Regions from separate parts of the Homo sapiens genome. Here region 1 is linked to region 2. A link is a loop called in an ENCODE intact Hi-C map of the cell type or tissue named here. Cell type or tissue: Calu3. All regions are shown on one strand. Each heading gives the region's core, and the rest is flanking DNA. Links, peaks and the distances in the headings are about the cores only. Region 1 has its middle 180 kb from the start of PSMD7-DT. Region 2 has its middle 240 kb from the start of TRK-TTT1-1.

Evidence for each region. Peaks named below come from ENCODE experiments on the same cell type or tissue, not always from the same donor. Only the 100,000 strongest peaks of a DNase experiment are listed, where the experiment ranks them.
Region 1: it touches region 2 in a loop (4-fold over the local background); 2 of 110 quality-filtered maps call a loop at or near these places.

What each region holds. Positions count from the first base shown.
Region 1 is chr16:74,026,594-74,042,743 of GRCh38, forward strand. No RefSeq gene overlaps it. Among named protein-coding and RNA genes, the nearest start is that of PSMD7-DT, 180 kb to the right of the region's middle. RefSeq lists enhancers at 1-277, 2,176-3,054. In Calu3, for the core only: a CTCF peak has its summit at 9,496; DNase peaks (open chromatin) are centred at 8,448 and 9,418.
Region 2 is chr16:73,708,113-73,724,262 of GRCh38, forward strand. It overlaps a transcript of ZFHX3 not described here. Among named protein-coding and RNA genes, the nearest start is that of TRK-TTT1-1, 240 kb to the left of the region's middle. RefSeq lists an enhancer at 6,078-6,372. In Calu3, for the core only: a CTCF peak has its summit at 6,238 (motif pointing right); a DNase peak (open chromatin) is centred at 6,209.

The DNA.
Region 1 (16,150 bases), core at 4,666-12,665, 320 kb after region 2:
GAGGATGAAGAGTGTTGAGGTGGAAGCCAGAAGACAGTGGGAGTGAGGAAAGCACTAGCTAAGGAAGCAGAGAGGGCTGAGGAAGGAAGGAGGCTGAGCCAGCAGGTTTATTGGCAGAAGTCACACACATGATTGCTAGGCAATGGTCAATTTCCAGACAATAACCACAGAGTAACAGCAAAGCAGTAAAGAGGAGAGATCATGAAGAATGCACCTTCACACAGAGAAATGACAAAGAGAGGAAAAGGGAACAGGGAGGAAGGTGTGGAAGGAAGGAAGAAGAAAAAGAAGAAAGGGAGAGAGAGGGAGGAAGGAAAGGAGAGATAAGAAAAAGGGAAGGGGAGGAGGGAAAGAAAAAGGGAAGATGAGTAAGGGAAGAGAGGAAGGAACGGAAGGAAGGGGGAAGGAAGAAAAAGAATATGAAAGTAGCAGGCGAGACACTTGAAGAAAGTAAAGTTTATCAAAATGAATTAGCAGGAAATCTTTCTATTTACAGACTGTAGAATTTACCTAGGCTGGCAAATGGCCTGCTATTCCTTTTTTTGTGCTGTCAACAAGTGTTACCAATTGTTAATAGCATTAAAATCTTTATCACTTAATTTATTTTATTAATCCCATTCGGGTTTAACATTACTAGCACATGACTGTAAACAGCAATAATAATGCCACCGAGGTTGGTATCAACAATGCTAAAGGTTATCATGTAAAATCCAGCCTACCAGCAGCGAGAAAGGCTCTTGCAAACCTTTACATTAAGGAAAAGCCTTGCACAGATCCACAAAACTGTGATCTTAATATGATATAGCATCCCCTGTCCTCCGATGAATTCTCCAATATTTAAAAAACAAATCTCAACATCCAAGAAGCATTTTAGGAAAGGGTTAATGTATATTTAAGTAATGCACGATCTTTAACCCTTTCCTTCTGTTTCTGCTCTTCTTCCAAAGTCGAAGCAAGTTTTTTTTGCATACAACTTTATCAAATACATTTTTAAAACAATAATGCCAGTGTAAAATGGGGTTATTACTTTAGATAATTCTTATTTTCTTTTATTTATTTATTTATTTGAGACGGAGTCGCCCTCTGTCACCCAGGCTGGAGTGCAGCGGCATGATCTTGGCTTACTGCATCCTTCACCTCCCAGGTTCAATCGATCCTCCTGTCTCAGCCTCCCGAGTAGCTGGGACTACAGGCGCGTGTCACCATGCCCAGCTCATCTTTGTAATTTTAGTAGAAACGGAGTTTCTCCATCTTGGCCATGCTGGTCTCGAGTTCCTGATCCTAGGTGAACCGCCCGCCTCGGCCTCCCAAAGTGCTGGGATTACAGGCCTGAGCCACCGCACCCTGCCTAGTTAATTTTTTTAATTGTTCACTCCAGTATTTTACAGTCACCTAAGTTCATGCGATTAAGGACTTGAAGTGTCTTTGGGAGTCGGGGGCGAGGGTTGGGATCCTTTCAGGCCACCTTCAATCTCTAGTCCAAACAAACTGGGGGCAGCCATTTCAGCACAACCATCACCCCAAAAAGGTCATTCTGCTTTTTTCTGCCCAACTTGTGGAACTTCTCTGAATTTTTATACATCTTCATTCATAGATGAGACTTGTGAGTGAAAGCCATTCTGATCAGCTCCATGGGTTTTATCTGATAGGCTGCATTAGGCTGCATCATAGCATGTGTACAACTTCTCCCACTCTAAAAGTAAGGCGGGATGGTGATTTTAATAAGATGAGTGAATCCAAGGGTGGGAATTCAGAAATCAGCATGGTTGAAAGCAATTATCTGGACAATTAAAAACTTCAACTGTGGTGAGGTTTTGTTAAAACACAAAGTTGATAGAAATTCAATTTGGGGAAGCTAGGTGATTTCACTTAAGGAAGGCTCATCTGTGATGGAGAGCAGCAAATAAACCCTGAAAGGAAAACACTCAAGAGGCGTTCAAGGCGGTCCAATTCAGTTGGTCAAGATATCTGAGGAAGCACTACTAAGGAGTATCAGTTTTTTTAAATGATGAATCTGCTATATAAACATTCAGACTGCACTAGGGACTCATTCATGTAATTATTTTATAGTTTGCCTTAGCACTGAGTTTTGGAGCTGAGGTTAAATTCAGATGTGACTTCTAAAGAGAAAGGGAGAAAGCTCTATCTGGCCATTTAAAGCTGTTTCAGGTGACTTCTAAGTCAAGTACTGTCATCTTCCAACATACCTTCGAGTAGTTATCCAGAAGTATCTCTATTTTTAGGAGCTTTTCCTAAACCATACAACTCCCTTGAGAAAACAGCTGCTTAGGCTAGGCTTATTGTCATTCAACTGAGGCCTCCATCAACCAATGTTTATGAGTAGAGACTAGAGGAACTACAGCTAACATTGCTAGTTTACCAAGTGCTATGATAGGCTTTTATTTTATTACATTTCACCAGACTGCAGGTGGATTTTTGTCCCCACAATTACAGACAAGTTGAGGCTCAGCTTAAGTAGAAGAGTTATCAATTTCCCTGATGTCACACCAACTCAAGAGGCAAGATTGGACTTTGAGCCGGGCTCCAGCACCAAACCTTTAGATCTCCTGGGGTGATACAAAGCAGTCCAAACCAGGGTTCCAGGCTTTGATGACTAACAACCAGGCTGTGAAAAGAAATACGGTAAACACTACATAACATGAGATGTAAATCACACTTTAAGGCACAATACATGTCAAAGCACTTTGCATCCACTTTGAAACCAAACACCACCACTCACTGGAAACAACAGTCTTCCAGTAAATCTATCTTACTTAAAAGAAAAGGGTGAATAAGTAAACAAATGCCAACAAGCATTGTTTGGCTAATGCAGGGAGGTAGTCTTAGCAATCGCCTAGCCTCTAAAATGTTGCCAATTGTTTTATCAAGAAGAAACGTAAGTCTCTTTCTAGCACCATCTTGGGTAAGTATTGCCATGGGAAAGCCTGGGTATGCCACTTTTTATAGCGGTTGCATGGCTACTGTAAAGTGTGCAGAGAGGAATTCGTGTAAGCAGCTGCCAACCACACCCTAAGCCCAGGCAGCTATCTCACTTTATGAACTACTGGTCATGACAAGAAGTGTGAATGGTGGATAAACCATCACCGTTCAGACAACGCAAAAGAAGTTTTCCCAATTGTGGGCGGAGGTAGATGTAGGGTTCAGGAAATTATATATAGGTCTACTCTTGCCACCTAGGAAGATAAATGACAGGGATTCATACACATATGCTTACTTAAATGTTATTCTTCAACAGACTGGTTAATCAAATGCTCCTGTTCAGCAAATAATAATGAGGCACACACATTCCAAGTGTAAGGAGGGAATGAGTTATTTACCCTTCATCCTTCTAAACATGTCCTAAGTGCTGTGGCCAGAAAGCAAAGGAGAGAAACAAGGGTAGACTCCCAGCCACTCTGGTAAAACCTTCCAAATCACCAATGCAACCTGCACCTTCATTCACCAGTCCCCCCCATCAAAGGACAAGGTTGCGCAGGGGGCAACCCCTTGCAGGACTCCAGCAATTAAGAAACAAAGCAGAAATCCTCCGTGGAATTCAGGAAGGCACCTGGGTAAAGCTGTTTGAGAGCCCGGAATTCCAGTCACACCCTAGGGCAGAGTGCCCAGGGGCCAAAGGGCTGTGTCCGGCTTGGTGCACTTGGGCCAGGTGATTTACTGTCCTCACCCCTTGATTTTCAGGGAATTGGGGAAAAAGAGTTCAGGCTGTGAACTGCCTTTCTGCTCATTTTTCTCTGCTACAACGTCAGAGGTTACCAAAGTCTGTAAGGGCACAGAATGTAAAAAAAAAAAAAAAGGTTTCCCGCTGCAGATGTGGAAGGCTGGGCCCTCGAGTCCTGCCTGAGTGGGCCATCATCAGAAGCCCTTCTCCTTTTGTTCCATTTGCTAGGCCTTCCTCGAAAGAACTGAATGAGATAGACAGGAAGGGGAGGGGGTGGGCCAGGGTGGGGGAGGGAAGGCTGGCTGGTGCAAGAATATATTTTCTATGTCTGGATAAGAGAACAGGATTCTAGGTAATTGCCTGGTTTTCTCATTGTTCTCGGCTGCCATGCCGAGATTCATAGAGGGGCTGAAAGGATCTCTTTTTTTTTTTCTTTCCCCTCTAATTCTTCACTCCCCCAACACACACACACCCTCCAAATCACCGATCCCCCCCCCTTAATCCTTTTCCCTCCCCCCTCTATGGTGCTTATTCCATCCTAGGGAAAAAAAAAAGTAATTTGTCTGTTTTATTTATGATGCAATGAAGGTATGCTGCTCTCGTCGGGATAGCCTGACACTGGTCAAACTATCTGACAGCCGAGAAGAACTGCCTTCATACTCCAATGAGTGTATATTTTAACCATTTGTCCGCCAAACCACACCACGAGGTTTTGTCAGGATTCACAACATGCTCTCTTTTGTTGTTTAAGTCTATTTTGTTGCATCCCAGTTAAAATCAGAACATGAAGTGTGTGCATGGACTATTGGGTCTTGCATTTGCACCCTAAAATACAGAGATACTATACGTCATCTGGCAAAAATGAAGATTGTCTGAATATTCTGGGGGAAGACAGACCACTGGGGATGGTCTTAGAACTACTCTGAATTCAGGAACCTAGAACAGTCATGCTGCAAGTCTTAAATCAAGACACCCCATTTAGTTATCACGTCCATAAAGTGGGATTAGCGCAAATGAAACTGAAATTCCCAGCTCTTCCTCCCAGAATTAAAAATAAAAGCACAGGTCAAAGAGCTAGCGTAGTCCTGTTATGAACAAGATTAGAAAAAAGCACATGTCTAAGTAAAAAGTCCCCAAGCATATAAAGACTTGTTTCTCAGATGGGACCAAAGTTGCTAAGTAGTTGATATTCCATCTTCTAAGTTTTAATCAGAAAGTTGTACCCACCATTTGCAAAATGGGACTTTTAAGAAAGAATCTGAGGGCAACAAACGCAATAGCCAAAGAGACCGTGGTTTTGTATGTATTCCTTCTCGATTCTCATTGCACTGTCCTCACCGGGTCCCATGATCTACCTGCCAAATGTATACTCACTTGTATACACTCTGAAGGCTATTCACCTTTACTTTCAACCACAAACTCTCAATTCCAGAGGGCCTGCCTCACATTCTCTCTCTCCCTCCCTCCCGTTGCCTTGCCACCAGCAATTTAATTCTCCTTTGCAGACATAAAAGGACACACTGGGTTTTAACAATTATACTTTTGATTTTCTCATAAAAAAACAATGCTCAGAATTAGGCCCCAGACAATCTGTTCTTGTCCTGCAAAGGCCTGTGAGGCAAGATTTCCAGAAGAACCAATGGGATTTCTGCTGACTGAAAATATTTTTAATAAACTACAAAAGAAAAGTGCTAAAAAAAGAAAAAAAAACTCACAACAGGTTCAGAAATGTAATGTAATGCACACAGCATGAAGCAGAAACAAAGACCCAGCAGACAGAGAGTGTGATGAATGGTCCTAACCATATTGTATTTATTTATTTTTTAAAAATCTGCATTTGCCTTTCATCTGCAAATGAAAGGAATAGGGAGAAAGTGAGTAGGCATTCCAAGGAATTTCTTCGGTGTAATAAGAGCAAACACAAATATTATAAACTCGGGCAGAATTAAAGTCTAGCAGCAACAAAGATATAGAATGGCTGAAAAAATCAGAGCTCCCACTGTGTTTTTTTGCACTCAGCTGTGGAAGGTGGCAAGAAAACCCAGTACAACGCAGACTCAAGACAGAGCAGTGACCACAGTGCTGGATGCTTCTGCTTTTCCCATCAAATGTGAAAGTTAGTTAAATTGAATTTTCATGAGATGGCAGGGAAAAAAAATTTAGAAATATTTATGAAATGCTTTTTCATAATGTAAAGGTATACTTAAAATTCTCAACAGTTCTTTTTAAAAATTAACGTGGTAAGATCACTCAATAACACACACATATACGAGCTGGAAGATTCTGTAAATTTTCAAGCCATGTAAAAGCCACCCACCCACTCCTCTGTACCCATTGTTCCCAAGGTGTCAGGAGGCACTGGGTGAACCCTGCTGTATTATTTCATAGTATGCATGGTACACTTGATAGGCCATAAAAGTTAACATATTTTGGCAAGGGTATTAATTTATAAATAGTTGATTAAGTGTACTTCATTAGCCATGGAAGGAACTAAGCATATTTTTTGGTAGAAAAGGGTGTTATGCATTATATATGTGCATGCACACATCCCTTCATATAGATACACAGAGTACACCATTTTCATCAGTTGTATCAATATTCATAACAAAATGCACATGAATTTCTCAGGTTGGAAGTCATCCATTTTTAGTGAAAAATAACCAGTTTAACTTGATAACTCTTTAAATATCTAGAAAACTTAATACTTTACACATTTGTTATATTTAATTTTTCATATTCAACGAGTTTTAAGCAGTGTTCATTTCAAACAAAAGGATATGGCACAAATAACTTTTTAAGATTCGTTTAGATTAAAGGGCAAAGGCAATGTTTAACTGTTAATGCCAGCACAGGAAAACATACCCCTCAAAGATAAGCTAGCTTGGTGTATATAAACATTTTATAATTATTCTATAGTTCTGGAAAAGAGTTATATGTTGGGCTTGGCAATGATGATAGGACCATGTCAACATCAAGATCAAGAATAGGCTAGTTGATCATAATAAACTTGATAAAATGAAATTCTTTCTTAATAGTCGACACTAACAGCCATGATTATATGTGCAATATCCACATAACATAGAATGGGTCATTTGGTTAAAATAAACTTGCTTATATGAAAATTCATGGCTGCAAAAATAAACATCTGGACAGTAATATATGCAGTTCTGACTCTCCCTATGTTTTAAATTTTGAAAGGTTTATAATTTATATTTTCAAAATAGTTTCAGAATGGGCTAACAACATAGATCACATCACTCTATGTAACCTGATTAAATTTCACGTTGGAAACTGACAGAGGCCTCTCTATGATCCTTCCTTACAGTAATTGTCCTGCCGTTTTGCGGCTCCTGCTCCACCTGGCTCAACCGCAGCCGTCATAAATCGCAGACTACAAAGCTGCATGATTTGAGAGCCAGCGCCAAAAACGCAAGTTTCAAAAATTGAACCACTCACAGTTCCTCCTCTTCATTTTGAGACAATAAATTTTGTGCTCACATTATCTTGTTATATAATTGCCCGTTAATAAAAACTAGGTAGTGAGAGCCAAATAAATAAATGGCATTTCACAAAATCATCTACACACACACACTCTCTCTCAAACACACACACACACACACACACACACTCACATTTTCTAACTGCTTTGAAAAAGAAATGGAGAAAATGCTTGCAAGTAAATAGGCAGGCAGGCAGCAAAAGAAATTCTCAAAGGTATTTCCAAACTTGCATTCACAACGTGAAAATTGGTGTGAGCTCCAGATTCCTGGAATATTCCCAAGACATAAGTTTTTGAGTATTATCCCCTTATATTAGTTACTGTATTTTTAAAGAGTTATTTTACACATTTCTTTTTTGTTGTTGTTGATTTTCAATAAACAAAAAACTCTTAATTTTTTTGGGGGGGTTATGAATTTCTGCATCAGGAAGGTGATTTGTTTTGCCCATTGAAGCTGATGTATTGAAATGAGCTTTTGCAACTTGATCACTTTTCTCGTGCACCCTTAGAAGAAGCCTTAACAATATCTCTAAGCACTTTTTCCAGGGTCTGCAGAAAGTGGGACGTCTCCTTTAAAGTCCTGGAAAACCACGATTGAACTGTTTGGGAATTCTGTTGTCGCGTATTTATCTGTGCCTCTGTTATAGGCGTTTCAGCGCCTCTTCTTGAAAAGGTCCGATTCTCCTCTGGACTACTGGCCTCTATTTAATTCATTCCTCTCTCAGACAGAGACGTACATCAAACAGGAGAGAAATATGACTGGAATAAATACCTATTTTCTCTCCCTTTTCAGATTAAATATCTCCAGCCACAGATAGAAACCTCCTTAAACTGAAATTAATTTCTGTATTTAAGAAAATACATCAGGTGGTATGTTTTACTTTCATTGCATTTCTGGTGCAATTGGCAAACCCTCAAATTCTTACTATAAATGCATTTTTAATCTACAACCCAGCCTGAGGTTTCTCTTATTCTCCCGATTATCATTTCCCTCTGTGTTTGGGACCTTGTTTGTTATCTCTCTTGCTCAATGCTTATTCAAAAATGCCTTCAATCTTAAAAAACTGGTAAGACAATATATAAAAGGCTGACAGGAAAACACACACATAGAGCTATACACAATCTATAATTTTCTAATATTAGAAGATTTTTTCCTCATAGTCTCATCCAAAAGAAAACGAATTATTTACATTCACAGCTTAAAAAATAATTATACATACTTGTTCTCTACGCTCAAATGCTGCTGGGGACTGGGTGTATTTTATAGAGGTACACTGCCCTCTGCAGGGAAAAACAGCTTTTTGACAACTCTTTGGGGCAACCTCAAAAAAACAGTATCGCTCTGGGGCTGAAAATATAAACAAATAGTTTCTTAAATGGGTTTGCTTATAAGCAATTAAACTGTATTTATGCACCTTAAAATATACTTGCTCACACTCTTATTTTTCTTACGTGTTGGCTTATCCCATTATACTTCTAGAAACACAATAGGAAAAGGGCAACGTTCTTTATCACAAGCTGAGCGACAATACTGAATGGAACACAGAATTGCTCCAGCTTCATTTCTTCTCCAAATTACAGTAGACTCGAAAAAATTTAATAGTCATTCAAGTGCCTTGGGAACGGTGTGCAATAGGGCCCTGAATTTTTCAAGGAACCTCTCTAGATTTCTGCTCTGGGTTTGGGCTGTGGGTGGTAGAATTTCAGGATTCTTAAATCCCCAGGAAATTGCTTTGTGGTTCTTGTATTTTCACTTCAATACTTGGGAAAATGAAATGAGCTGATATTGATAAAGCCTCATTGTATGTATTTTGAACAATAAATTAAGATGCTAATCAAGAGAAAGTTTGACGACCCAGTCGTAACTACTCAAAACTTAAGTGTTGTGGTGGAAATTAGCAATAGTTAGGAGCTACTGAGTTAAGTTCATCGAGGCTTTCATTCCAGATTGGGTCTACCTGTCTTTGCCAAATACCTGAAAACCTTTTCCAGCAATTAAATGAGAAGGGTTATCTTTTTTTTTTTTTTTTAAGGAATTTTTTTAAGGTTGTCATGGAGTAGATTCTGTAAATACAAAATGGGTGAAAAGATATCACCATTTAGTGGCATTTCCCAATTCCCAATAAAGTCTTAAGGGGTAATTCCTTCCACTGAAAAAGAAAATTGTGACTTCTGCCTTCATTGTTCCACCTCCTTTCCACCACAGAGCTGTGCCGTCCCCACAAGAGCACACTTCCTTCTTCCAGTCTCTAAATGTGACCAGCAGGGGGGCTGATGAAGTGCTCATTTTTTACATCAGTCTTATAAATTGCTTTCCCCATTAATTGTGTCCATGGAAACAATACATTTGGCTGGTAAAGGACTCCTGAATAAAATTTAATGGGATTCTCAAAAAAAAAAAAAAATTGCAGGCTGGGGGGACATGCTATGGCTGGCCATTCTAGCAATCTAAGTTTTAGCCCAGTGCAGGACTAATTTCTTGTCTTCAAAAACTGTAATAAACTGAATCCAAATTAAACTGAAGACTAAAAATGTTCTTTTACTATCTGGAAAAGAAATTTAAAGAAAAGGGCAAATAAAAATTACACAGCAGTTCTGGAAAAAAAAAAAAGAAAAAGAAAATAGCACTGAAAAAAAAAAAAAGAATTCCCAATACCTCCTAGCAAAGAACAATCGTCAGTGCTCGCCATTCAGGCAATGTTTAGTACCCAAGTCCTGGTAATATAAGCATGGTTTGTTCAGGATAATTGATCAGATGTCCTAAGCAATCCTCAGGCACTTACAGTATTCTAAGAACACCCCTGCGATCTCCTCCCTGTTCTCCCCTAAGTGGATATTCTACAGGGTCACACACATTCTCTCTCTGTGGCTTTTTTATTCTCACCTCTCCCTCAGTGCTTGTAATCCTTAGGGCAGTTTTGGTTTTAATTTTTTTTCCTTAGCAGGAAAAGTGTCTGTATTGTAGGATCTTAAGCCAAGCCAGCATATACCCATATTTAATTTGGAAAATGTGTGGGTAAATACCACTCGTTATGGGATTAGTCAACAGCTGCAAATCTACCACTGTGAAAAGCCGATTTGTTGTTGTTGTTTCTTTTTAAGTGTCATTTCTTTACATTAAAAAAAAAATCATTCAAACTCCTTGGATGTTTCTCTTAGAATTAAACTGATATGATCTAGATGAAGAAAGATTTAACTTTAAATAGAATAATAATGCATGGATTTCAAATTACCTGTCTTTTTCTATGCCTCAGATCATTTCTGCCTCTGGGTAAATAGGTTAAATTTTTTAAATATATAAAAATTCTATTTCAACATTTCCTTTTATGCAAATTATCCTTTCCCCAAAACCAAACAATGATCTCACTCTGTGAAGCCTTTCTGCACACATGATCTGAAAAAAGGTTTGTTACTGCTGTGTTCAATGTTAAAGGCTGTTTTCCTCCAACCAGAACGCAAGGTTAGCCTGTGAGAAAGGATATGGGTGCTGGTTCTTGAGTGTATCCCTGGCCAACTTCTCTGTCCCTTTCTCTTTAGGAAAAGGTCACATGCAAATGAAATTCAGGATATGTAAATCTGGCAAGAACCAGGGATACAAAAGGCCCTGCATGATAGAATATCCAAGCAGCTGAGACCCAAGACACAGTGTCTGAAAGCCAATTCTCTTAAATAGCATGGTGGCCTGGTCCTGTTATCCACCTGATTTGATTAACCCTAGTGGGTTTTTTGTTTGTTTTTGCTGTCATCCAAAATTCTTTTTTTTTTCTTTTTGAGAAAGAGTCTTGGTCTGTCACCCAGGCTGGAGTGCAGTGGTGCAATCTCAGCTCACTGAAGCCTCCGCCTCATGGATTCAAGTGATCCTCCTGCCTCAGCCTCCTGAGCAGCTGGGATTACAGGTACCCGCCAGCACACACCCAGCTAACTTTCTTTTTTATTTCTTAGTAGAGATGGAGTTTTGCCATGTTAGCCAAGCCAGTCTCAAACTCTGGACCTCAAGTGATCCACCCACCTCGACCTTCCAAAGTACTGGGATTACAGGTGTGAGCCACCGCATCCGGCCAAAAATTCTTAATAGAAGGATTCGTTTTCTGAGCCATCAACAATGATTCAACTGCAACCAAATAGATATTTCTTCTCCACGATCATAGATACATTTATAAATTTATCTAAAGCAAAAATATATCAAGGACCTTGAAAATGTTTGTTCCTTTAACCTAGTATTTCTTAAGGAATTTACCCTAAATAAATCTTTGCACAGTTGACGTATCATATGCAAAAGCATCATAGTATTAGTAATGCATAGTCTATAAAAGCAAATTAGAAACTACATGGCTAACAATGGGTTACATAAACAATAGTACTTTCATAAGATGGAATCGTTCACAAAGCAAATAAAATTGGGTTTACTAAAACTTTTTGCTCCAGGTGCAGTGGTTCACTCCTTTAATTCCTGTGACTTGGGAGACTGAGGCAAGAGGAGAGATTGAGCCCAGGAGTTGGAAGCACAGTGAGCTATGATAGCACCACTGCACTTTAGCGTGCATGACACAGAAAGACCTCATCTCTAAAAATAAATTAGATATAAAACTTTGTCATGGCAAAAAAAAAAAAAAAAAACTGCCCACAATGTGTTAGGGGAAAAAAGCAGGATTTACAAGTCATTTATATAATATACACGGAGAAGAAAGACTGAAAGGAAATGCAAACTTTTCACAGTGATGATTTTCTTTGTACTTTTCTATACTTTCTAAATTTCCACAATGAGTATCTATTAATCTCCTGCATTAAGAGAATCAAAATTACCATAAATGGATATGAATATATATACTATTAGATCTTAAGACCCACCCTTAGCTTAGTCTTTTATAAACTGAAATGATCAGAATGAGCCGAGAAATATTTCCTGGAATCTGATACAAATTCATTTGGTAGATGCAATGTGGAGGAAGATTGCCTTGGGAAACTCTGTTGTTCTAAAGATGGGGCAGCCATGTAAAAATAAAACCGAGTGCCTAAATCTAAATTTCAGCACCAGAGATACAGACATAAATGAGACACAATCCCGGCAATTCAAGAGAGACTGAAAGGTTATCAAATAATTGCTATGTGGTGTGAGAAGTGTTGCAAAAATGACTTTCAGAAAGCAATGGTCTTCAAATTCAGGCTGTGCAGGGGTATCTCTGGAATTACAAAAACTCTTATTTTAATGTCTTCCTTTAAATAGTGCTTATTTCGGAGATGGATGTTTTAAAACATGCATACTCAAGATTATAGGTCAGTCTTAACATTTTTGAAACTTTTAATACATTAGAGTTTACAACCCAATTAGCTTGCTTTTCTGCAGACATTGAATGAAGGTTTTTTTCATTCTTATTTAGGATAAGAAATGAAAGATTGCAAAGCAAGCTGCATAAGCAAACAAGATCCTTCAATCTGCAACTACTTATTATGAATTGGAATTCTTTCAATATGGGAATTAAAAAAAAAAAAACTAGAAAAATCAGTCACTTGCTACAGATGACCTCAAACTGCAACGGACATGCATCTCCAATTATAAATTTAAAGTTCTAAAATCAGCTTAACCTAATATATTATGACTTTTTGGCAGGAGAAATAGGTGTTATTTGGATTTTTTTTTTTTTTTTTTTTTGAGACAGAGTCTTGCTCTGTCGCCCAGGCTGGAGCGCATTGGCATGACCTTGGCTCACTGCAACCTCTGCCTCCCAGGTTCAAGCGATTCTCGTGCCTCAGTCTCCCGAGTAGCTGAGGAAATAAATTTTTTGAAGTTTAAAAGTAAGTGAGGAGCAAGACACAGCAAAGACACAAGGGAAAATTTCACAGAAAAACAGCAAAGGATAAAAGCCATCACTTCACATTTGAAAACAAAGTTTTTGCTTTTCATTATATTTGGCCTCAAGTGATTTTTATTGTGTTTTTCCCCTAATTTTCATGGCAAAGGAATTGAATAAGAAATATATGGATTAGTATTGTGTGCTAGCAATAGTCTTCTTGGTTTAGGTCATTCAAAAATCAGCTGGGAACCCTGTGGAAAATCAGCTGGGAACTCTATGTTTAGGCTGAGAAGGGAGGACTGGAAAGAGATTGTGATACAAGAATGCAAATATCCACTTATTCCACTGGCTGTCCAAAGGCAATAGACAGAAAAGCAGCCCAAGTCAGCTAGAATCTTTTTTGCACCTCTGCATGAGACACCTTAGTAGGCTTCAGCCATTGTCCTGAGGCCACAGTGGAATCCTAGGGTACAACTCTGAAGCCTCCCCAGCTTACCTTCTGCATCAGTTAGGAAAATTTTGGCTTTGGGTAATAGAAAACATAATTCAAACCATATGGGCATTTATTATCACAGTGTTTTAGGCAGGGCAGCCTTCAAGTTCCTCCTCTTCCTCTTAAGGTTGCCTTCTCCCATGTGTTGACATTAGCCCAAGACTGATCACAAGATGACTACAATGGTTTCAAACACAGCATCCAGACCCAACAATGGCCAGTGAATAAAGGACCTCCTATCTTTCCCCTCCTCTAACAGTGAAGAAACCTTTTCAAGAAACCCCTCAAGAAACTTCAATGTATCTCTTTTTGGTGGGGGTACAGCATTCAATTCACAGCACAATTTTTTCAGCAAGATTTTCCTCCTGCCTCAATTACATCACGTGTCTCTGTCTAGAACAGTCATGAGCAAGAGGAATGCTCTGTGATTGACTTGGATTCACTGGGACCCCCTAGCAGGGGATGGGCCTAGCATCCTCTGAAGCATAGAGCCATGCGTAGGAAGATGTTAGAAAACCGGAAGAACTGCATTTTCTGGTGGGAAGAAGAAAGGAGGGGATGACTGTTGGGGTGAGGCTGCTGTCAGGAAGCTAGAGAACAACCTTAGTAGTGTTGCTCTGGCTGTTCACGTGGTGACAAACCATTTGGACTGGGAGTGAGCCCTGGTAAAAGGCCATCCACTTCTACAAGGAAATTCTTGTTGAGATAACCATACTCACAAAATTATTAACAGAGGCAATTATTTCTCCTATAACCATGTATGTGTTCATGTGTTGCCTGAGCTTTTTTTTTTTTTTTGTCATTTTAAGAGTTAATCGTCATTTGATAGATATCGTCCCATCTCCAATTTGAGTAGATCCTTCTTTCAGATCTCATACCACTTTCTTGTTACCTTTAGTAGATATTTATTTATGTCTGCCTTTTTATTTGTAGTTCTATTTATCTTCATTGAGAGTTCACCTTTACTATTCCAAAGAACAGTAAGCATGACTTATTAATGATCCCCTCATCCATTCATTATTATACTTGACATAATGTCTAATACTTGTATGAATGAACTAAATGAAAAGAGATATGAAGCTTGCAATGTATAAAGTTCTAATTCGTTGCACTTCCATCCTCTTTTTACCTATCATTTCTTAATGTTTGGAATTCACATGACATATCCATTTCACACTATTACTGTTTCAGTCATTCAAGTTATGGAGATCCTATCCTGTTATATGGTATTTTTTTTCACTTCCAAGAAGATAGCCCTAGCAGAAATGCTCACAAAGATATATAAAGATGTTCACAAAAGCATTATTTATAATAGCAAAAAAATGGAAACAACTCAATATACAACAATCAGATTGCCTAGATAAATGATACATCCATTCTGTGGAAAATAACTACTAAAAAGTTATGGTTTTGATTAATAATAAAAGGCTCATAGTAAATTCTTAAAGTGAAAAAATAACATATATAGTAGAATCCAAATCTAACGAAAAGAAAATAACACGATAAAAAAATGGGAGGCTCTTCTAGCCAAGATAGCAGATTGAGGTGAGGTATAAAGTCTCTCTTCCCCCTTTAAACACATCTAGAAAGCCTAAATAAAATTTAAGGAAGATTTTCAAAGCCCATAGCTGGACTCGAAAATAAGAAAAATACATTTATAGGGGCCACAAAAATAAGCCTTTGTGTCCTTCAGAAGAAGTAGTGGAGGCAGATTTTAGCATAGACACGGAAAATCAAGATGACAAACCCTGGCCAGGCGCTGCAGCTCACGCCTGTAATCCCAGCACTCTGGGAGGCCGAGGCGGGCAGATCACGAGGTCAGGAGATCGAGACCATCCTGGCTAACACGGTGAAACCCCGTCTCTACTAAAAATACAAAATTAGCCGGGCGTGGTGGCGGGCGGCTGTAGTCCCAGCTACTAGGGAGGCTGAGGCAGGAGAATGGTGTGAACCCGGGAGGCGGAGCTTGCAGTGAGCCGAGATGGCGCCACTGCACTCCAGCCTGGGCGACAGAGCGAGACTCCGTCTCAAAAAACAAAAAAAGAAAAGAAATAAAAATAAAAAATAAAAAGATGGCAAATCCTGGGCTTCCTCCCTGAAGCAAGACAAGGTGGCCACTGTAACTGGAAAGCCTCTTCCCATTATCCTAAACACGAGAGTTATTTTAAGGAAGCAGAGTCAACTACAACAATTTGAAACTCCCTACCCTGCGAGGCTTGCAAGTACAGGGCAAATTTTGAGCCACAAGGAAACCCCAAACCCATTAACGTAAAAATTGGCCCAAAGCTGGGAAACCAATACATCCATGGCAGAGTAAAGAACATAACTGCCCCACAAGGATTCCTCCCACAAGTCAGCACATAACCTATAAATATATAACTACTACTGAACCCAAATGAAAACATTGCAAAGAAATCCAATACCGTGAGAGTTTGTAAAGGCAACAAAAGGTTATACCCAAATAACCTGTGATAATAAAACAGCCTAAAAATAACTTTAAAATAAATGTTTATAACCATCAAGAAGATGAAAAAGATAAAAGATTACATATAGTGGAGACAAAATGTTATAAAAAATAGAAAATTTGACAAAGAATTGTGGAATTAAAACCCTATCACTAAAAGATAAAACAATGATATATTAAGCATGCAATATGTAGAGGAAAAAATTTAATAAACTGGAAGATA
Region 2 (16,150 bases), core at 3,129-11,128:
TTCCCAAATGGTTGTGCATGAGATTTGTAACTTAGCAAACAACCCTTGAGTGACCATATGGCAAGACACAGAAAGTAGAATTACTGGAGAAATCATTGAAGTCTCCGTTTTATCAATACTTTTTGATCTTTTAATCTTACTAAATTGATGACAATCATCTATTTTTAGTTGATTATTCAATATTCACTTTAACTAAATCACTCACTTCTCAATTAAGAATACACCGCTGATGTAAAACAAAAGCAACAAAAACTCAGTGAATTGGAAGGTTAATAACATAAATCCCAAATGATGTTGTATGACACAGGTTCATTAAAGGAAATCTATTACTCCAGAAATAATTACTGGGGGTAAAAGAAATATTTCTCACAAACTCTTCATCTATAGCTTGGTCTTGGCCCAAGAAGAATGTTCTAGTTCATTCTCCTAAGTAGTAGGATTACCATCAGAACTGTTATCACATTCCATTCCCTCAGTGGAATTATAATAAGAAATAAGGAATATTTTTCCTCTACCCTCTGAGAATTCTGTAATTGAATCAATAAAATAAACTCATAACAGGCAGATGAATAGGAGAAGAGGTATACAGATTTATCATGTGCATGGGGGCAGGACAGAAAAAAAAAGTGAATACCCCTAAACACAGTGAGATCTAGAAGCTTATTTATCCTCTTTGTAGGGGACAGGAGCGGGGGATGTAGGTAACTTAGGGGAGAGGAAATCTGGGAAAAGATGAATGGGCTCTCGGAAGAATAGGAGAAAGAGCATAACAAAGTCTGCCTGGACATGGCGCTCACTTTCCGTCTCCTCTCCCATGATACGTATTTATCTTCCCTCGTTGATGAGGTGCCTGGGGAGGGAATCCATGACAATTACTTTCCTTTGGAGGATCTGTAAAGCGGCATATTTTGGGGTGTCATTTCCTGACCTTCTTCGGTACCTATCTCCACAAGGTTGTTTTGGGTTAATACACACTCCCATGTCTACTGCAGCATTATTCACAATGGCCAAGACATGAAATCATCCTAAGAGTCCATCTGCAGATGAAGAAAGAAAGAAAATGCCAGCCTGCACAAGACCCTCATCACTACAGAAAAGAAAAATTAGCCAGGCCTAGTGGGGTGCACCTGTAGTCTCAGCTACTTTGGAGGCTGAGGTGGGAGGATCACTTGAGCTCAGGAGTTGGAGGTTAAAGTGAGCTATGATTGCACCACTGCACTCTAGGCTGTGTGACAGAGAGAGAGAGAGAGAGAGAGAGAGAGATCCTGTCTCTTAAAAAAAAAGAAAAGAAAAAAAGAGAAATGGTCTATATAGACGACAGAACACTATCCAGCCTTAAAAAAGAAGGAAACCCTCTCATTTGCAACAACGTGGATGAACCTGGAGGGTATTATGCTGAGTGAAATAAGCCAGGCACAGAAACACAATACACATGATGTCGCTTATATGTGGAATCTAAAAAAGTCAAACTCATAGAAGTAGAGAGTAGAATGGTGATTACTGGGGGTTGGGGGTGAGGGTTTAGGGCAATGTGGGTCAAAGGATACAAAATTTCAGTTAGGAAGAATAACTTCAAGAGATCTAGTGTACAACATGATGACTATAGACAGTAACAATGTACTGTATCCTACAAAATTGCCAAAAGAGTCGATTTTAAATGTTCTCACCCCACACGAAAAAATGGTAAGTATGTAAAATAACACCTATGTTATTAGGTCAATGGAGCCACTCGATGATGTATACATATTTTAAAACAACAAGTTGTACATCATAAATACATAGGTTTTGGCCGGGCGTGGTGGCTCATGCCTGTAATCCCAGCACTTTGGGAGGCCAAGGTGGGTGGATCACCTGAGGTCAGGAATTCAAGACCAGTCTGGCCAACATGGTGAAGCCTCATCTCTACTAAAAATACAAAAAAATTGGCTGGTGTGGTAGCGGGCGCCTATAATCCCAGCTACTCGGGAGGCTGAGGCAGGAGAATTTCTTGAACCTGGGAGGTGGACGTTGCAGTGAGTTGTGCCATTGCACTCCAGCCTGGGCAACAAGAGCAAAACTCTGTCTCAAAAACAAAACAAAACAAAACAATTAAGAAATAAAAATTAAATAAATGAATGGATGCATTAAGCATTTAAATCAGAGCCTCCCATTTAGCTGTTATACTTATTAAAGATCTGTAAATGGTAACGATCATGTGGTCACTTTAAATGAGACTTAAAGGTTTTAGGAAAAAGCCACAGCCTCCCTCTTACCCATTTTTAACTATGTCCAAAGCCTGTAACAGAAGCTAATTTTCACCCCCAAATCTGTCTTTCTCAGATTCTATTCTTTCGCACCCGTAACTCCAGTAATTACCAAAACCAAAGTTCAGTCATCAACTGTTGTCCACACAGAAGTCGGGGAGAGGTTGCACCGCTTGAGTTTTTACCCCTTCCCTAAAATAAAACTAGGCCACTGCAATGGGTGAGCTTCAGTTCTCTGAACCTCCATGGAATGTAGAGAGAGACCCACACCTGGCTTCCCACACTGACAAAGGTGGCTTTCCAGCAGGATCCGCCAGCACCTGCCTCCCGTTGTCTCTGGCCACAGGCTCACAGCCGCTGTGTCCTGCTCAGTAACTGGGCATCAAACAAGAATAATTGACAGCTTCCCCCTCGACCCCCGGCCTCCCTTCTCGGAGCAGCAGTTTCCCAGGAGTCGCCTTGTACAACCTCACACACTTTATTACTGGTCAATTTGGGTTTCCTGCCCACTTTAAGTGGCCGTGCTGAGGGTCTCCAACTCTCTCTAGCCCTCACTGATCAATATTAACAGTCACTTCCACAGCATTTCCCTGCTACTCAGCAAGGCCAGGGACTGGCTGTAAATTACTGCACAGCCTGGTCATTATACGGAAAGACGTGCTGTAATTCAAAAGTTAGAGCTAATTGTGAAAGGAATTTCTTTCATGCTTTTCAGTACCCAAATCAAAGAAGACGAAAGAACACAGACCTTGTCCATTTGGGGGTTGTTTTATTTAACTGAAGGGTTTAACTGTATCCATTCCCTCTCCCCAAAATGCACTCTCTGTCTGATATTTATGTATATGGGTCTGATATTTCAAGTCCCCACACACAGATGGACCCTCTACTCTCCAGAGAGGTGGGCCAAAAAAAAACCATCCCGTGAAGTTTAAATTGTGCATTTATAGTCAACGCATTCTCGGTATAAGAAAATAAAAAGAAGTCAGGATTTAATAATTATTGGCTGGGACTCCCATAGTAATATTTGTTTATGAGATAAAACTTAACAAGAAACGAACAGTGAGCCTTGTTATAAGCAAATAAGGCAGAGAGAGACTTTATAAATGCAAATCTCTGAATCTGGCAAAATCACTGAATGGAAATGGCCCGCTGCTGGCAGTTGACTCCATATGTTGGAGGTGACAGAGCCAAGGGGTCACCAAGAAGCAGTCTTCTGAAGTGGGGGTGCAGATATATGACTGAGGCAGACACCACTCAGCCAGAAAATCACACTGCACCTCTAGATTTGGAAGCAAAACTGAAAGCAAGTACAGCAGACACAGAGAGAGGAGAAAAAATAAGAGGCTGATGGAAAGAAACAATAATTATTTTCAGACCCAAGAGGGCCTTTCCCCTCCAAAGATGGATTAGGTGTGTCACCTAGAGCCATCTCAGCTGGGCTGTTTTCCTGTTACCTTCCAAGTGTTGCCACAGGAGGCTCAGGAGAGAGCTCTCTCTCTGGCTGGAAGAGATCTCACAGCAAATCTATAAAGGGGCCCTCCAGCCCCACCTACAGCCCTTGAGGCCCTGGCCCTGGCCACACTCTCTGGGAAACCCTGAGCCCAAACAGCCCAGGCAGGAAAGAAGGGGAAGCAAAAGAAAGCAGGAATGCATCAATCACTTGAAATCATCGAGTCACTGAATAAACAACCATTCTGCTCTCTTTATACCTGTGGCTCATACGGAGGATGGAGAGATGAGGGAGGAATGGTGAGGTCTGGTCCTGAGCCTAAGAAAACCCCCGGTTCATCATGGGCCTTATTTTCCCCAGCTTTGTCGCCACCAAGTTTGTGAGGTTGAGCTTGTGCTCAACAAACCAGCTGCAGTTTTAAAAAAAAACGAAGGCCCGTGCCTGGGCAGAGATATCCCAGGCTGCCCTCTGCCACCAAGCTCTGCCTGCCTCCTCGTCAGATGTCCAAGCTGCCCTTCTTCCTTGGGGACAAAGGCTGTCCTCTCCTTGGGGCCTTCTCCTCAGTGGGTTATCAGGGAACATCTCAATTCAAACCCAGGCCTCTGAAATCTCTGACCCTTCCCCAGCCCCTGCCCAGGTTGCAGGCTAAAGTTATCCTTCTCGGGTGTAATTTTCTCCCAGTTTGCTCAGGGAGCACAAGCCCTGTGTGACTCTTGATTTGGAGGGACATGCCTACCTCTTATGAGCCTCTCAGTGCCCATTTGGCTTCTTTGAGCATGGGAATCTGGTGGCCAGAGCAAGGGCAGGTGGCCATGTCTGGAAGCAGCTGGCCTTCCTGAAGGACTTGCCCTCTTTTGTACTGTGGAGCATATTCTCTCCACAGTACAAAAGGAAACCAAGTCAGGGCTGAGAATCAGCATCAGTGTTCTGCAAAATCAGCTTCCTTCACCCTAGGTATTTCTTTGTTTTCACCGTAAGAGGGGGGATATATAATCTTGGCTGCCCAGAAAACACAACATAAAGGACACCCCAGTTTGTGGCCCAGCAATAGGCAATAACTTTGCCTCATGCTGGAGAGACTACAGGCCATTTGCGCTAGCTTGAGGTCCTATGTACATTGCAGGGTGGGCTGTCTGCTGATGGGGGCTCCGCATTGCTCAGAGCCCTGGACTTTCCCATATGCAGGAGCTGGCCCACCAGCCTGGTAATGGGCTGATCTCCAGCTCTGGAACCTGGAGTGGAATTAGACACCAGCCACCCCATGCTCTCTTTTGTTTAGAAAAAGGAGAGAAAGAGAGAGAGAGTGAAAAATAAAATCCCCAATCGTTTAGTACAAGTCATTTTACATGCTGGGATAATGAAGTATAAAAATGCCTTCAAAGAACTGATTTCCTACTTTTAACTCACTACCAGCCAAGCTTTTTGTGAGGCCTCTCCGGAACATGCATTCCCGTCCCACTCAAACAAAAGAGCTGCGAATTCATTAAACTATTTAATTATGCCTTTTTATTTTTCTCCATTAGCAAGTCCTACCAGCACAAAGTAAATAAAGCCACCGTGGTCTTTCCCCAGCAGACACACTGACTGTTTTTATTCTTTATTCAGTTTATAATATAAAGGGCTATTTTTCCTCCTCCTCCTATTCTTGGCGAGTTTCCTAGCACAAACCCTGCAAATAGAAGCACCCAACTGTCCATGCAATGCATGAAGCTGGCGCAGCAGCATTCGGAATTGCAGGCACATACTCCAGACAGCTTTCAAAGTACCCGCAGCCAACGGCAGCCAAACAGCACTTTACAGCCAGGCACAGAAAAGATATTAGCTTTTTTTTTTTTTTTATACTCTAGTAAATTTGCTTTTTACATCTATTTCTTTTCAGAAGGGCTTGTTATTGAGCTTACTGTCCACAAATTCCATTGATCTCAGGCTGTGACTCAATCCATATGCTCACGCTTTGACACCAGCACAGCAAGCGAGCGATACAAATCCTGTTCAGGCTACAAACTTATTGATTTTATAGATTTCCCCCAAAGTTGTGATAATGATATATCATTGTTAAATTTGGTAGAACAAACTGCTTTCCCAATCTGTCAATGCGAGCATGAAAACCAATTCACAGCCTTGTTTAGAAGGCTTTCGCATCAGAAGAATAAGTACAGCCAGAGGAAGCAGATCACCGATACCCAGCGGCTGGCACCAGCTTGATGTATGATCCCTTCCTCACTGCCCTTTTCTGACCCGCGGCACACTGGGCTGCCAGACTCGTACTTACTGGCTACAATTATCCACAGTGATTCCTCCCTAGGATGCTCAGTATTAATTATTAACAACTGGGAGCATGCTGCTTGGGTGACCCACATCAGTAGGTTTTAAAAGACAATTTTGGTAATTTTCATACGCTATTCAGATGCAGTTGGATACATTAGGATCCTGGGCTTATTGACTTTAATAGGTCAATTTTTTTTTCCTGCAATTGTTCGCTCTCCCCCATCTTTAGGAAGCAAGGCAGCTGCTTCCAGCAGGGGGCAGATGTCAGACAACATTTCCCTTGGAAAGGACACATCTCCATTCCCAAGCACGGGTTAGGGGACTCCATTTGCCTCAACTTCAGATGCTTTCTCTACAGAGACTGGCTAGATCTGGGAGTCCTAGCAGCATGGTAGGATTCCACTAGCTTTATGTCTTCCTAAGGTATTTGTGTCCTCAAGTCTCCATCCAGCCCAGTGTCCTCCGAATCACCCCATCTCCCGATTCTCTTCCTGCCTGGGTATTCAAATGCTTTATGGCATGGAGACGTCTGCACGTGTGTGTTAACATTTCAACATGTGTGTTAGCATCTATTCCCAACTTCCTGATCAGCTAGAACATGCTTTCCACCATTACTGTGTGGTTTCCTTGGGTCATGAAGACTACGATTATTTTTGATGTTTTCCAAAATATCCACTTCCCCTCCTTTCCAAAACTTTAGTCTTGGTGTAGTCTCCCTTTTGTCTCATCATCTGTTCCTTGCTGCTTTTCACTTTCCTGCTCAGAAATTCATACCAGCTCCTCTCACATGGTAATCTATTAGTCCTGCTCCCGCTCATTTAAACAAAAACAGGTTAACAAAGCAACTGCAAACTATGCTAGAGTCTCATCTCCTCGGATAAAGTCCGGGTCTCTCTCTCTCTGAGAATCGTTCATTGCCTTTTAAAAATGCTTCCTTTTTCTCTGCCCTCCCTACCCCCATGAAGTTGCAGCTACCTCTCATTTGAGCATATAGCATCTGCTCCCAATCTGCCTGCTCGGGTCAAGCTGGATGACTAGAAATTGTACTTGTGTCACATGATGGTTCTCGGCTAAAATTCTGACTGCCGGCATCCCTGCAGTTTCATTTCCCATCACGTGCCTGCTTGACCTCAACATGGGTTGAGACCTAGGTTTCTTAGAGCCTCATGCCCCACAGGAAATTGACCTCACTGAAGAGCATCAAAGTGAAGAGCATCCAAATGAAATCAAGCATGCTGGCATAGTATGGCTATGAACAGACCCAGTTGACCGTCTCATTCAATTACCACACGGACGTAGACTTGCGTATCTTCTTTAATGCCAACAATAATTTACATCCTTATAACAACTTCATGCTGGCAATGGATTTTCATATAACTTCCTCACAACCTGTGAGAGAGCTTATGGAGGTGTCACCATCCCATTTTATAGATGAAGACACTGAGGCCGAAACTTATGATCATCAAGTTAGCAAGTACCACAGCTGGTCTTTTTTTTTTTTTTTTTTTTTTTTTTTTGAGACAGAGTCTCGCTATGTTGCCCAGGCTGGAATGCAATGGTGCGATCTCGGCTCTCTGCAACCTCTGCCTCCAGGGTTCAAGCAATTCTCTGCCTCAGCCCCCCAAGTAGCTGCGATTACAGGTGCCCGCCACCATGCCCTGCTAATTTTTTTGTACTTTTAGTTGAGTCGGGGTTTCACCATCTTGGCCAGGCTGGTCTTGAACTCCTGACGTCGTGATCCACCCACCTCAGGCTCCCAAAGTGCTGGGATTACAGGCATGAGCCACTGTGCCTGGCCCATAGCTAGTCTTTAAAGCTCTAGGTCTCCTGGCTCCAAATCCAGTGGTCTTTCTAACAGCATATTTCCTCTACATCTTAATTTTTTAAACAACCACCTGCATAAAACCTTTGCATTCCAGGTGCTCCATTTCCCTAACCCTACACATTGTTTGAAAAATTATTTTATTGACGTCTTTTGTCTATTTCCATCAACTTGTGTTTCATGGCAGTAATTAAGTTTTACGCTCCTCCTGCTAAGAAAAAAAGTAAATATAGCCATGGCCCACAAGAACCATCATTATGGAAATGACTTCCATTTCTTTTGCAGTTTAGGGGAGGGAATGGGTGGCTGGGAAGGAGTCATAAACTTACAGAAAAAAAAAATGTCCCTCAAGGGATTTGTGATATATTATCTTTTCAAAGATCACTAAAATGAGAGATTTGGAACGTAAAGAAAATTCTAACACAGCCCAAATATACAAGATTGTTTACAGCCACAGATTCAGCATGTAATTTCCACAGCCAGGATAAGGGAGTTTCTAGAAAAGCACCACAACAATTAAGCTGCTGGCCAGGAAATCGCAATTAAAAAGACGGGCTATTTTCCTTAATCCACCCCTTGCAACTTCCAAAGGATTTTCTAGGGTTTCTAGGACTCAGGACCTCCCACCTCTCAAGGACAGATGGAAGGATGCACCTAAGAGAACAATTAAAATTTTATGATGAGTAAGTTCCTTCTCCCCCAGAATTCTTACTCTGAACACACACACACACACACACACACACACACACACACACGCATGCACGCACGCACAGACCTAACCGCCCTCCTGTTCATAATTGAACCGGTCCGAGCGTGCAGGGCCTTCACACAGAGTGATGGCTTCCCCTGTCTTCTGCATTTGTTCGGCTCCTTTGGGAGGAGCAATTTACAGAAAGCATTATCGATTTTTGCCATAATAGGTACAGAGATGCCTCACCGTCCCTACTCAGCCGGCTCGCTCTCTGCATCACAACTGTCAGGCCAGTTTGTGAAGCCCCGTCATTATTTTTTTTCAAGTAAATCCATCATAAGGTTGGGGTAGGGGGAGGTAAGGGAAGCGATGAAAATAAAATTATTTTCACCTTGCCATATGAAAGAATGTTCACATCCTTCTTTGGAAATGAGTGCAAGCGCCATAGAACAGCAGAAAAAATAAAAGAAGAAAAGGAAATTTGCAGTATCTCAAGAAGAAAACCAGATGAAAGACAGAGATGTAGTTGGGACCTACCTGAACTATTCTGAACGCAGTTATACCTGGGCTCTAGCTTGCTGTCACTTCTCCCCAGGGGGCTAATGCACCTGCAGATATTGTCTTTAGTGTGGAATAAAAAGAAACAGGACATGCATTTATTTGTTTGCTTATTTATTTACTTACTTGTATGTGTGCATCACAGGATGGAATCTGCCCTGAAACTCTTTTCTCCAAAGACCACCCACCTGTAACAGAGACCACCGATTCCCATTTGACTTATTCCCTTTGTGCCAGAAGTTTCCTGATACTCCCTGCCCCAGTGCCCTCCTCACTGGTCACTGGAGGCCACCACTGTCTGGTTACTAATCAGCATGTGAATGTAAATATACCTAACCTCAAATATTTCTTAAGATGAGAACAAGCCTCTTAGAAATCACATGGAAAACTACACTAAATGCATTTTTGACGCTCAAACAAGCCTTTTGATATTCATGTCCCCACTTGCTTGGTCCTTGGTGAGCTCTTCAAGCAGGTTGCTAGGCTCCGAGGAGGGTTGGAGCTTACTCTCCTTCATCTCCGAGTTCGGACCTCTCTCTTCCCCCCAGTTCCTAAACGCAGCCTTGTTTGAGGCTTAGAAGACTTAATCCAAGAATTGGCTCTAGATCTCATTCCCAGTTCCCCAGTTCATTAGCCATGAAAAGTGATAGCCGCTTAAGATTTTTACGAGACATTGTTCCAGAGGCGGACATTGTGCAGTTCCAGAACTGCACAATTACCCACACTTTGCATGCAGCCCTCCAGCCTGTGGCTCTGGTGTAAAGAGCACAACAGCCATCACTATGCAGAATGAAAAGCGGCCTGTTTGCTCTTGGTTACAGGCGAGGATGTGGTGATGTTTTGTTCCAAGTGGTGCTTCCTTGAAAGGATGTTTATTCTCATACAAATTCAAACCCTAACGTGTTATCTTTTCTCCACTCCTCCCAGCCCCTCCATCTCTCCATTCTCCAAATACAAGAACCTACTCTTAAAAGCACACAAGTGAGCTGGGCACGGTGGCTCACGCCTGTAATCCCAACACTTTGGGAAGCCAAAGGGGGTAGATGACTTGAGGCCAGGAACTCGCGACAAGCCTGGCCAACATGGCAAAACCCTGTCTCTACAAATAACATAAAAATTAGCCGGGCGTGGTGGCAGGCACCTGTAATCCCAGCTACTCGGGAGGCTGAGGCAGAAGAATCACTTGAACCCAGGAGGTGGAAGTTGCAGTGAGCCAAGATCTTGCCATCACACTCCAGCCTGGGTGAAAGAGCGAGACTCTGTCTCAAAAAATAAAACTAAATAAAAACAACAACAAGCACACAAGTCTCTCCCTCCCTGCTCCTGTTTGGCAGGGACATTTGCAAAGGGACAAATTTAGAGGGACTAAAATCTAGCTGAGGGTAGGAGACCTGGAATTCACATGGTGCTACCTTACACAGCCAGACCATGAGCTGAATCATGTTTGTTTATGTATTTATTTATTTATTATTTATTTATTTATTTTTTTAAGACAGAGTCTCGCTCTGTCACCCAGGCTGGAGTGCAGTGGCACAATCTCGGCTCACTGCAACCTCCACCTCCTGGGTTCAAGCGATTCTTCTGCCTTAGCCTTCTGAGTAGCTGGGACTACAGGCGCACACCACCACGTCCAGCTAATTTTTGTATTTTTAATAGAGACGGGGTTTCGCCATATTGGCCAGGCTGGTCTCAAACTCCTGACCTCGTGATCTGCCCGCCTCGACCTCCCAAAGTGCTGGGATTACAGGTGTGAGCCACTGCGCCTGGCCTGAATCATGTTTAAAAACAAAAACCAGCCCTCCTCCGTCAGATCATATGAAATGTATTACATCAGGGTAAGGTTTAAGTTCCATTAAACTTGTATTTCTGCTTAAGGCTGCCTGATTCTTTGTCACCCTTGATGTCACATGTTCAGCTACAACAGGCAGTGTACACTGGATTCAAATCTCCCTGTGTATCAAGAACGATAAATAAGAATCTTGGTCACTTTGAACTTTCACTTTCTAATTGTGCTTCAATGATCCCATCTGAGTATTGAGTCTGAGTGATACCAGTCAAGCACTTATCATCTATCCCACCCAGAGGAAGGTGAACCATAGTAAGAATCTATGTTTTGGCAAAGTTTGCAAAAGTAACATATGTGAAGCAGTGAGATCAGGCTGCTGTCTCTTCTCACGCTGGCCCAGTTATTCCTCCCATTATGTCAGGTGGCACCTGCGTGGTCACCAGCATTTTGGAATCTGGTTACACTGAATTTGGCTTTTGATAAATGTATTTATATGAGGTTCACACACATGCTTAGGAACACCTGGGTCATTGCTAGCCAACTCAATAAAACTTCTAGAAACAACCTGCTCCCAAAATAGTAGCTGATGCTACTATTATAAGACTCTTACAATTACACCAAGAATGATGGAAAATAACTCGCTGAAATCTTGTATGAGTCAGGCAATACAGTGTTAAGGGTATTATAGGCATTATTTCATTTATTTATTTTTTTATTTTTTTATTTTTTGCTCTTATTGCCCATGGTGGAGTGCAATGGGTGGCGCGATCTCGGCTCACTGCAACCTCCGCCTCCGGGGTTCAAGCGATTCTCCTGCCTCAGCCTCCTGAGTAGCTGAGATTACAGGCATGCACCACCAAGCCCAGCTAATTTTGTATTTTTAGTAGAGACAGGGTTTCTCCGTGTTGGTCAGGCTGGTCTCAAACTCCCAACCTCAGGTGATCTGCCTGCCTCCGCCTCCTAAAGTTATTTCATTTAATTCTTCAAACAACAGATGTTTGCTGTTTTTCTCACGGCTATCTTCCACTACAAGAACAGTACTTGTTACCTACAAGCCATGTAATAAATATCTGTGAAATTGATGAGTAACCCATAGAATAACAGGCAATCTCAACAAAATAAGGTTCACAAAGGAGAAATATAATGGACCAATAAGTACTAATAATCAATGAGATGGAAAATAAGGCAAAATTATAGCAATTTCTTTTTAACACACTGGCAAAGTTTCATGTTTCATTATTTAACGACAATCTCTAGTGTGGAAAAAGAGTTGTGGACACGGGCTTTAGGGGTATACGAAGGAACACCCTTCCTGAGTGACAATCTGGCAACATTTATCAACACTCTTAAAAATATTTACACTCTTTGGCAATATACTTCAGTGTTAGGGAATTGATCATAAACATCACAAAAATTACCTATAGATGTATGTATGAAGAATTTTATCTCGCTATCATTTAAAAGGGAGAAAAATTATATAGAACCTAAATGTCCATTTCCGTAGCTAACTGTTAAATGGTGACATAAAATTTGGTCCATTCATATGATAAAATGTCATGTAGCCCTTTTAAATCATGCTTTTAAAGTAGTATTTATTGATGCAGGAAAATATACTATAATGTTGAGTTAAACGAAACAAATTTTATGGCACGGCCTCAATTTTCTATAATTCTGTGATGTCCATAAGACTCTATGGATATATTGGAAAAACTCTAAGAGACTGCTACTTATAACCACTAGAAAAAGGGGTTATCCCTGTGTGATAATTGTATAGTTAGTTTTGTTTTCTCTCATACTTTTCCATTTTTTCCAAATTTTCTACAGTGAGCCATTTCTTTCAACAAACGATTACTGATAATTATTAATACTGCAAAAAGCATGAAAACATCTAGGAAATCTAGGGTACAAGGTTCATTTTTGTTCTCCTTGTTCAGAAAAGAACAGATTATTTATCTGTTGTCCTTCCAAGTTAATATCCCTAACTTTTTCATCAGAAAAATAAGGCACTGGATTTATTCTGTGATTGTAAAGTGACAGCCTAGGGGCCACGTGTGGCTGACAGAAGTGTTTTATTTGGCCTCATAATATTTTTAAAACTTGAATTTGAATGCTTCTGGGCAGGGTCTATGTTTCCCAGTTCACCACTTCCTCCATAAGAAGAACCAAGTTCTTCTTCCTCCATATTTTCTTTTTCTTTCTTTTTCTTTTTTTTGACAGAGTCTCACTCTGTCGCCAGGCTGGCATGCAGTGGCGGGATCTCGGCTCACTGCAACTTCCGCCTCCCGGGTTCAAGCGATTGTCCTGCCTCAGCCTCCCAGGGAGCTGGGACTACAGGCGTGAGCCACCACACCCAGCTAATTTTTGTATTTTTAGTAGAGATGGGGTTTTACCATGTTGGCCGGGCTGGTCTCGAACTCCTGACCTCAGGTGATCTGCCCACCTTGGCCTCCCAAAGTGCTGGGATTACAGGTGTGAGCCACCCAGCCTTCTTCCTCCATATTTTCTTACATCATCCTGTCTGGCCCTGTGTCAGCTCTTGATTCCCCAGTCCTTGGATTTGCTGACCATTTATCTGTATTAGTGAGCTAGGATCTGAATCTGTAATAAACAGAAATCCTAACTGGACTGTGAAGCCCACCCAAGCCCTCTTCCTAACCGGCATGCCCACCCATGCACCATCTGCTCTTCAGCAGTCCCAAAGATGCAGGCAAGGAAGCGATGTTTGGTTCTCCTGCTATGGACCCTGGCTCCATGAGAACAATATCTCAACTCTGGAATCTGTTCATGCCTAAGGGAAATTATTATTAGCAGTTATAAACAATACCACTAGTGGGCCAGGCACAATGGCTCACACTGGTTATCCCAGCACTTTGGGAGGCTGAGACAGGCAGATTGCTTGAGCCCAGGAGTTCGAGAACAGCCTGGACAACATAGCAAAACCCTGTCTCTACAAAAATTACAAAAACTAGCCAGATGTGATGATGCAAGCCTGTAGTCCCAGCTACTCGGGAGACTGAGGTGCAAGGACTGCTTCAGCTCGGAAGGTAGAGGCTGCAGTGAGCTGTGACTGTGTCTCTGCACTGCAGCCTGGGTGACAGAGAGAGATCCTGTCTCAAACAAAGCAAAACAAAACAAAACAGAACATTATTCATCCATTTGCTCATTCAGCAGCTAGTAAGCACTTCCTATATGCTTAGTGCTCAACTGGGTACTGGGCCTATAGCTGTTAACAAAATGAACAAGGTCCCTGCCTTCATGGAACCTACATCCTAATGGAGCAGTGGACAATAAGTAGGCACTTCTGTTCTGGACAGATTCAAAGAAACCAAGGAGGGTGATATGGTACTCGATTGGTTGATGATGCCTTGAACATTGCTCATTTGAGCTTGTGAAAAATGAAGAGTGCATTAAACAGCTTCCAACTGTCAGAATTCAATTTCAAGCTATCTGAGACGCCAGCACTATTTTCCTAAAATTAACCTTGACTTTATGAACCAGGAAATCTTCTCACTCTTGGCTCTGATTTTTAGCCAGCAAAATTAAACTTCTTTCAAATGCAGAAGTTCTTTTCTCTCATCTCCCATTCAGAGAAGATAGTTCAAAATACAGTAGGCAGCGTACTCTATGAAATACACTGGCATGAAAATTAGATATGCCCAGATCTCTAGAAAAGTGTACTTTTTTTTTCTAAGAGAGAACTAAATTGTAAAGGTGAGCTATTTGGAGAGAAGATTCTGAGTGGGGATATAAACCATGACACATTTAATGAAACTGCCTCCAATGATATGGGTAAGAAGGGCTCACAAAAAAAGTTTGCCATATTTTGGTGCAAACTGGATCTTACAGAGATCCCAAATCTCTCTGGAAAGGGTACAGTTTATAATTTTTAGTATCTCTTTAAATAATGCAGGAAGATGTAAGCAGATAGTAAGAGAGCTAGTCATTTCCCATCTTTTTCCTAGCAGACAGGTGGAATTGGATGGTCAATTCCAAACCTTTTCCTTACATTTCCAGTCATCTCAGTATTGAGTCCATTGATTCTCACATGGCTTCCTGATAAGTGTGTGGTCTTCAAGCTAAATGCTAAGGCCCCATGACATAGTGCAAATGTTCTCCTTTCCATTAATGAGACCATACTCGCCATCCATTTTACCAAAGTGGCTCAATCCTACTTCAGACAGATTACCTAACAATATCCACTATGAGAAACACAACCCCATTGGCCACGGACTGATCTTTCACTGTTGATTCTCTGAGTGCTTTACAAATGGCTAAGGCTAGGAATACAGGTGAACCAAACTTGTATTATGTGTAGAGAGTTTAGTAGGGATCTTGGGAAGTACTAAAAACAAAAAAAAGGCATAAGAAAAATAAGATATTCAGAAGGTAGATTCTTCAGCTATAATGATATTGATTCCAGTGCTGTTCAGAAAATTCAAAGTGAGAAATAATATGAATGTATGAACATAAACATTAAGTTATGCCATAAAATTTAATGCTGCTCTGCGATTAAAACGTGTTCTTGAAGATTATTGAGTAAAGAAAAATGTTCACAATGTATTGTTGACATGAAAACACAGATTATGAAATGGCACAGGCAGGAGGATCCCAAACAAAATACAATTAGAAAAAAAATGAGAAGGATATACACCAAAATGTTCATAGTGGTCATCACATAAAAATAGGACTGGGGAAATATTTACTTTCTTTGTTTTTCTTGTATTATTTTTGTAATTTAAAAAAATATATTTCTCTCATGTGTGACACAAATCATTATAGGCCTAGTTATTAAGCCAATGAGTTATATGACCCATGAAACAATGTCTTCAAATGTAGGATAAACTGGCTGAATTAAACGATCTTTAAAATTTTTCCAACTCTAATGATCTCTGCTTCTAGGGGTCAAAAGCTACCAGCAGCAAGAAGGGTGAGGAAGAGGATGAAACCCAGGACACCCTGATTATTTAAGCATTGAAGAAAACAATCTATACTATTATCAATAGGTGAGGCAGCTTTGGCAGCATAGTAGATCGCCTTTGGTCTCTGATAAGGTGTTCACTGGGAAATTTGAAAAGAAATGATAATTCGATGATTTTTTCATAAAAGCACAACGATTCCTCTTAAAAAGCTGTCCTTAAGTATGAGACAGCCTCCTTCCTATTCTTTTGTCTGGGGAGGGGTGAATAAGGTTAGGTGGAAAATATTTAAATGTCCTTTCTTTTATGAAACAGGTTGGTGATAATAAATAGTAATTCTGTCTGTTTAATACCCTCACATAACCAAATAAAAGGCTGACAACTCCTGTGTGAGCTGCCAAAATTTAAAACCTTTA